Linked DNA regions of Homo sapiens: region 2 is linked to region 1. Evidence: chromatin loops called from intact Hi-C (ENCODE). Cell type or tissue: GM12878. All regions are shown on one strand. Links, peaks and the distances in the headings refer to the core of each region. The heading gives the core; the rest is flanking DNA. Region 1 overlaps SMYD3 (SET and MYND domain containing 3). Region 2 has its middle 360 kb from the start of SMYD3-AS1.

The links. A loop is a pair of places that touch in the nucleus more often than their neighbours do. Peaks named below come from ENCODE experiments on the same cell type or tissue, not always from the same donor. Only the 100,000 strongest peaks of a DNase experiment are listed, where the experiment ranks them.
Region 2: it touches region 1 in a loop (3-fold over the local background); 2 of 110 quality-filtered maps call a loop at or near these places.

Annotation. Positions count from the first base shown.
Region 1 is chr1:245,806,081-245,808,992 of GRCh38, reverse strand. All of the region lies in intron 10 of SMYD3 (SET and MYND domain containing 3), which reads left to right. Among named protein-coding and RNA genes, the nearest start is that of SMYD3-AS1, 300 kb to the left of the region's middle. RefSeq lists an enhancer at 1,581-1,740. In GM12878, for the core only: no CTCF peak of the experiment used is centred there; DNase peaks (open chromatin) are centred at 592, 1,452 and 1,922; H3K4me3 peaks cover 1,344 bases; H3K27ac peaks cover 1,517 bases.
Region 2 is chr1:245,743,376-245,746,287 of GRCh38, reverse strand. No RefSeq gene overlaps it. Among named protein-coding and RNA genes, the nearest start is that of SMYD3-AS1, 360 kb to the left of the region's middle. In GM12878, for the core only: no CTCF peak of the experiment used is centred there; no DNase peak of the experiment used is centred there.

The sequences.
Region 1 (2,912 bases), core at 320-2,819:
TCAGGAGTCCAAGACCAGCCTGGCCAACATGGTGAAACCCCATCTCTTCTAAAAATACAAACATTAGCCAGGTGTGGTGGTGCATGCCTGTAATCTCAGCTGTTCGGGAGGCTGAGGCACGAGAATCGCTTGAACCCAGGAGGTAGTGGTTCCAATGAGCTGAGATCGTGCCATTGCACTCCAGCCTGGGCAACAAAATGAGACTCTGTCTCACAAATAAAAACTAAAAAAAAAAGAAATCACAACCTAATTTATTTCCAAAAAAAAGCACTGTCCTGGGATGGGACAGCATCCCCAAGAAGAGGCTGAGGCACACTGCAGCCTCAATGGAGACAACTACACCTGCACAACAGGCAAACCTCAAGAGCCTCAGCAAGTTGAGAAGGCCAGTGTGTGCTTGAGAAAGGGGAAAGTGGCCAGCCTCACCCGGTCCAGGCGGCTCCCTCCTGCACCAGCTCTCAAGAGGCCAGCTCCTTCCTGAGTCAGGTGGTTCTCAGATAAAGTGAAAGTGGAGGCTACGCTTATTTCCTTTTGAATTCTCAGACCTGCTGATTTCCATTTTTGTTGGAGCCTTGTGTGATTGTGTTACCCTCTTCCCTTTTTCCTTTCAAAAGGATGTTTTGGGGCATCATGGCAGCATGTGGAAGAGTATGTGTATATGGGTGCCCAGGTTTGTGTATGTGTGTTACGTAGGTGGGGGTATGCATGCCCATATTGGTGCCAGGCTCTGAGAGACAAAGAAACAAGTATGCCATCTTTAGATCTGATTTTAAAAAAGAAACACCCCAGCCAAGGGCGTTTATCTGCTTAATGTACCAGAACTCAACTGCAGGAAACCCATTTCTATATTAGCATATCATGAAAATGTGCAGTGCAGCTGCCTGGGAACAGCCAGTTTATTATTGCTGGGGGCCGTCCTGGGTTATGATCTGGAAGAATTTGAATCGCCCTTTACATTTTTTTCTGTCCTCATTTTGATTTTGGCAGTGGCAGAAGAGGAGAATACTCTCAAGAGATTAAATTATTTCCCTTTAAAATTCTCTTGGAATCATAACGACTATTAAAAATTAAAGGCACCCATATCTCATGCTATTCAGCTTAACTGGTAATTAAAGTGCAATTAAATTTTTCACGGTGTAGATTGCTTCTGTTTTTTTGTTTTTTGTTTTTTTTTTTTTTCCCTGGGAAATTACAAACTCTGGGCTCTTGAGAGTTACAGGATTAATCTATAGACTTTTAATAATTCAGCTTTGATCAGGTGCCGTCACTTGATGCGTCTCTGAAAGGGAAGGGGGGACTGTAAAGTGTTGTTTTGTTATTAATGGTGAGTTTTAATTTTATTTGGTTTCTTAGAAACCAGGAAGTAACTACCAGTCCATGAATGCAAGGCCGTTTTCGAGTGCGGTTTTGAGTTGGCTGCGATTGCTCTCACTAATGTGTGCCGGTAATTCTCTCTCTGCTGCCAGGCCTGCTTCCCTCAAGTAGCATTGTGTAATTTGGGGTACAGTCCTGAGTTGTCACCAGTGAACAAGGTGTCAACATTGGACCGGAAGTTCGGAGGCTGACTTCGGTGGACCCTTTCTGGCCTTGGCCAAATGTTTCTTTTTCTCTCTTCTTCTTCCTCTCCAACCTTTTTTTTTTCTTTGTTGGTAAAAACGCGTTTGCATTGCAGAGCTGTAATCATAAGCAATTTCTTGACTTTTGTAAGACCTTTTGCTGACCTGAGGCTGATGGCCCCAGAGAGACCTGGTCAGCAGCATGGTCTCTGTGTAAGGAGAGTGGCCCTGGTCAGTTTGGCCAGGAGTGGAGGTGAGGGCTGCCCACTGTAGCCCGCCTGCAGCAGGACTTGCCATTTTCCAGCAAGCCTCCCAGTTGCACCATGCAGCCTGTGGGTGCTGCGTGGGAGGAGGAGTGAGCAGCAGCAGCCTGACCACACCCCACTCTTGACTGGTCCCAGAAGACACCTTCAGCCCTGTCCTCAATCCTGACTCATTTCTCTGTTCATTTCTAACTGTTAGGAAGATATGTCTTACCATTTTTCTCCCTCTTTTTTTTTTTTTTTTTTTTTTTTTTTTTGAGACGGAGTCTCGCTCTGTCGCCCAGGCCGGATTGCGGACTGCAGTGGCGCGATCTCGGCTCACTGCAAGCTCCGCCTCCCGGGTTCACGCCATTCTCCTGCCTCAGCCTCCCGAGTAGCTGGGACTACAGGCGCCCGCCACCGCGCCCGGCTAATTTTTTGTATTTTTAGTAGAGACGGGGTTTCACCTTGTTAGCCAGGATGGTCTCCATCTCCTGACCTCATGATCCACCCGCCTCGGCCTCCCAAAGTGCTGGGATTACAGGCGTGAGCCACCGCGCCCGGCCTTCTCCCTCTTTTAACCCACTTTGAAAGTTCATCTTTAGAAATAACACGTATCCCAAGTTGGCAAGGTGTCAGTTTAGGGCCAAGTTCCTGCAATATAGCATAGCAAGGAAGGGTTCAGGTATCGGAGGCAGGTAGGTTTCTGCGGCAACTCCATTGCTTTGAGATATTTTATTGTAGACATGGAATTTAACTTCCCTGAGCCTCAGTTTTCCCATTTCTAAAATGGATTTATTTACAGTACCTACCTCACAGCGTTGTGATAAGGATTAAGTAAGACAAATCCTAGCAATATGGATGGCAAAAAATAAGCATTCAACAAATATAAGCTGTTACTGTTTTTATTATTGATCATGAAATAGAACATCAGCATTTCTCTTTTTTACTTCTGGTATATTTTAATTCTGCATCCCCACTTTGGAGTAATTTTATAATATTTCCTAACAGACTGGAATTCTTTCTCTTCTTTCTCTTTCTTTTATCCTCTTTATGAGTAGCAAAAAAAGTTGAACAACTGGAAAGACCCCGTCTTCTTCATAACTGTCTTCCC
Region 2 (2,912 bases), core at 238-2,737, 63 kb after region 1:
ATTACTTTGGGTAGTATGGCCATTTTCATGATATTGATTCTTCCTATTCATGAGCATGGAATGTTTTTCCATTTGTTTGTATCTTCTAATTTTCTTGAGCAGTGGTTTGTAGTTCTCCTTGAAGAGGTCCTTCACATCCCTTGGAAGTTGTATTTCTAGGTATTTTGTTGTCTTTGTAGCAATTGTGAATGGGAGTTCACTCATGATTCGGCTCTCTGTTTGTGTATAGGAATGCTTGTGATTTTTGCTCATTGATTTTGTATCCTGAGACTTTGCTGAAGTTGCTTATCAGCTTAAGGAGATTTTGGTGCTGAGATGGTGGGGTTTTCTAAATATAGAATCATGTCATCTGCAAGCACAGACAATTTGACTTCCTCTCTTCCTATTTGAATACGCTTTATTTCTTTCTCTTGCCTGATTGTCCTGGCCAGAACTTCCAATACTATGTTGAATAGGAGTGGCGAGAGAGGGCATCCTTGTCTTGTGCCGGTTTTCAAAGGGAATGCTTCCAGTTTTTGCCTATTCGAGCTCTGATAAGGGTTAGACTACCTCCTCAAGTGGGTCCCTGACCCCTGTGTATCCTGACTAGGAGACACCTCCCAGTAGGGGCCAACAGACACCTCATACCGGAGAGCTCTGGCTGGCATCTGGTGGGTGCCCTTCTGGGACAAACCTTCCAGAAGAAGGAACAGGCAGCAATCTTTGCTGTTCTGCAGCCTCCGCTGGTGATACCCAGGCAAACCGGGTCTGGAGAGGACCTCAGCAAACTCCAGCAGACTTGCAGCAGAGGGGCCTGACTGTTAGAAGGAAAACTAACAAACAGAAAGGAATAGCATCAACATCAACAAAAAGGACGTCCACTCAGAGACCCCATCTGAAGGTCACCAACATTAGAGACCAAAGGTAGATAAATCCATGAAGATGGGGAGAAACCAGCAAAAAAAAAAGGCTGAAAATTCCAAAACCCAGAATGCCTCTTCTCCTCCAAAGGATCACAACTCCTCGCCAGCAAGGGAACAAAACTGGATGGAGAATGAGTTTGACAAATTGACAGAAGTAGGCTTCAGAAGGTGGGTAATAACAAACTCCTCCAAGCTAAAGGAGCATGTTCTAACCCAATGCAAGGAAGCTAAGAACCTTGAAAAAAGGTTCAATGAATTGCTAACTAGAATAACAAGTTTAGAGAAGAACATAAATGACCTGATAGAGCTGAAAAACACAGCACGAGAACTTTGTGGAGCATATACAAGTATCAGTAGCCAAATCAATCAAGTGGAAGAAAGGATATCAGAGATTGAAGATCGACTTAATGAAATAAAGCAAGAAGACAAAATTAGAGAAAAAAGAATGAAAAGAAATGAACAAAGCCTCCAAGAAATTTGGGACTATGTGAAAAGACCACATCTACGTTTGACTGGTGTACCTGAAAGTGACAGGGAGAATGGAACCAAGCTGGAAATCTCTCTTCAGGATATTATCCAGGAGAACTTCCCCAACCTAGCAAGTCAGTTAGCTTTACCGCATAACAAACTACCCCAGAACTTAGTTGCTTAAAATAACCTTTTTTTTAAGGTTATTGTAAGTCAGCAGTTTGAGCTGGACAGTCCTTCTGGTTTGGCCTAGGCATGCTGGTCTCAGTGGGCTCACTCACTCTATGTGGTTGCTGGTTGGTAGGTCTGCTGGGAAGTGGAGGTGACTGGGCCATGTAGCTCATCAGTTCGCCCAGCCTTGTTCACGTGGCTGTGGAGTTCTGGGCACTGTAAGGAGGCAAGCCCCAGTGTACAAATACTTTTTCAACTCTGCTTGTATCATATTAGTATCCCATGGACCACAGCCAATCTCAAGGCCACCCCAGAATCAAGGGATGGGTACAGGCTCCTCATTAGGAGGGACTGCAGAGCACCATTGCAAGGGCGTGGACACCTGGGGAGGAAGAAACTGGAGCCATCACTGCAGTCCACCATAGTTAGCCTTACGTTTTTTGTTTTTGTTTTTTTGTTTGTTTGTTTGTTTGTTTGTTTGTTTTTGATGTTACAGAACATTTAGTGAATTTGATGAATCTAAAGACCTTCTTTCTAGAAAACCATACAGTTTTCCCTTGGTATCCATGAGGGATTGGCTCCAGGACATCCTGGGTACCAAAATCCACAGGTGCTCAAGTTCCCGACATAAAATGGCGTGGTATTTGCTTATAACCCATGCGCATCCTCGCGTACCTTAAATCATCTGTAGATTGCTTGTAATACTTACTAAAATGTAAATGCCATGGAAATAGTTGCTATACTGCATTTAAGGAATAATGACAAGGAAAAAGTTTGTACCTGTTCCATACAAATGCAGTGTTTTTCTGAATATTTTCAACCCAATATTAGTTGAATCCACAGATGGCGGGACCTGCAGATACAGAGGGCCAACTGTACGTATGAACAGTTTGCTTTTAGGATCAGAGATTCTGAGACTCCCTGTGGCCCATCAGTGGATACCCTGGGGCCCTTCATCAGATGAGAAATAGACTTGCTACCTTTCAAAAACACTGGTGGGAATTGTACGGGTTCCTCATTTTAAATTCATTAGGAAAAAAGTCATAACAGAAGGTAGGAATAGTAACTTACATGCCAGATGAGCAGCGTTCACTGAAAGAACCTTGTGTTTGCCAAATTTTCTGAATGAAATTTATCAGTCAGTGATGATCCTGGATTAAGAGATTTGCCTTCACGCCTCCTAGAGAAAGCATGATAGGCTTTTAAATCCCTCTCATCCCGCTTCCAGTTTTCTAAGAGCTAGGGGCCCTGCCTGCATCAACTTTTAATAGAAAGCAAACATCTAAGCAAAGGTAAACATTTACCAAACAACTTTACAGCAAAATAATTTTGGAGAAGGGGGCAAGGGATGGAGAACAAAATTTAAAATTC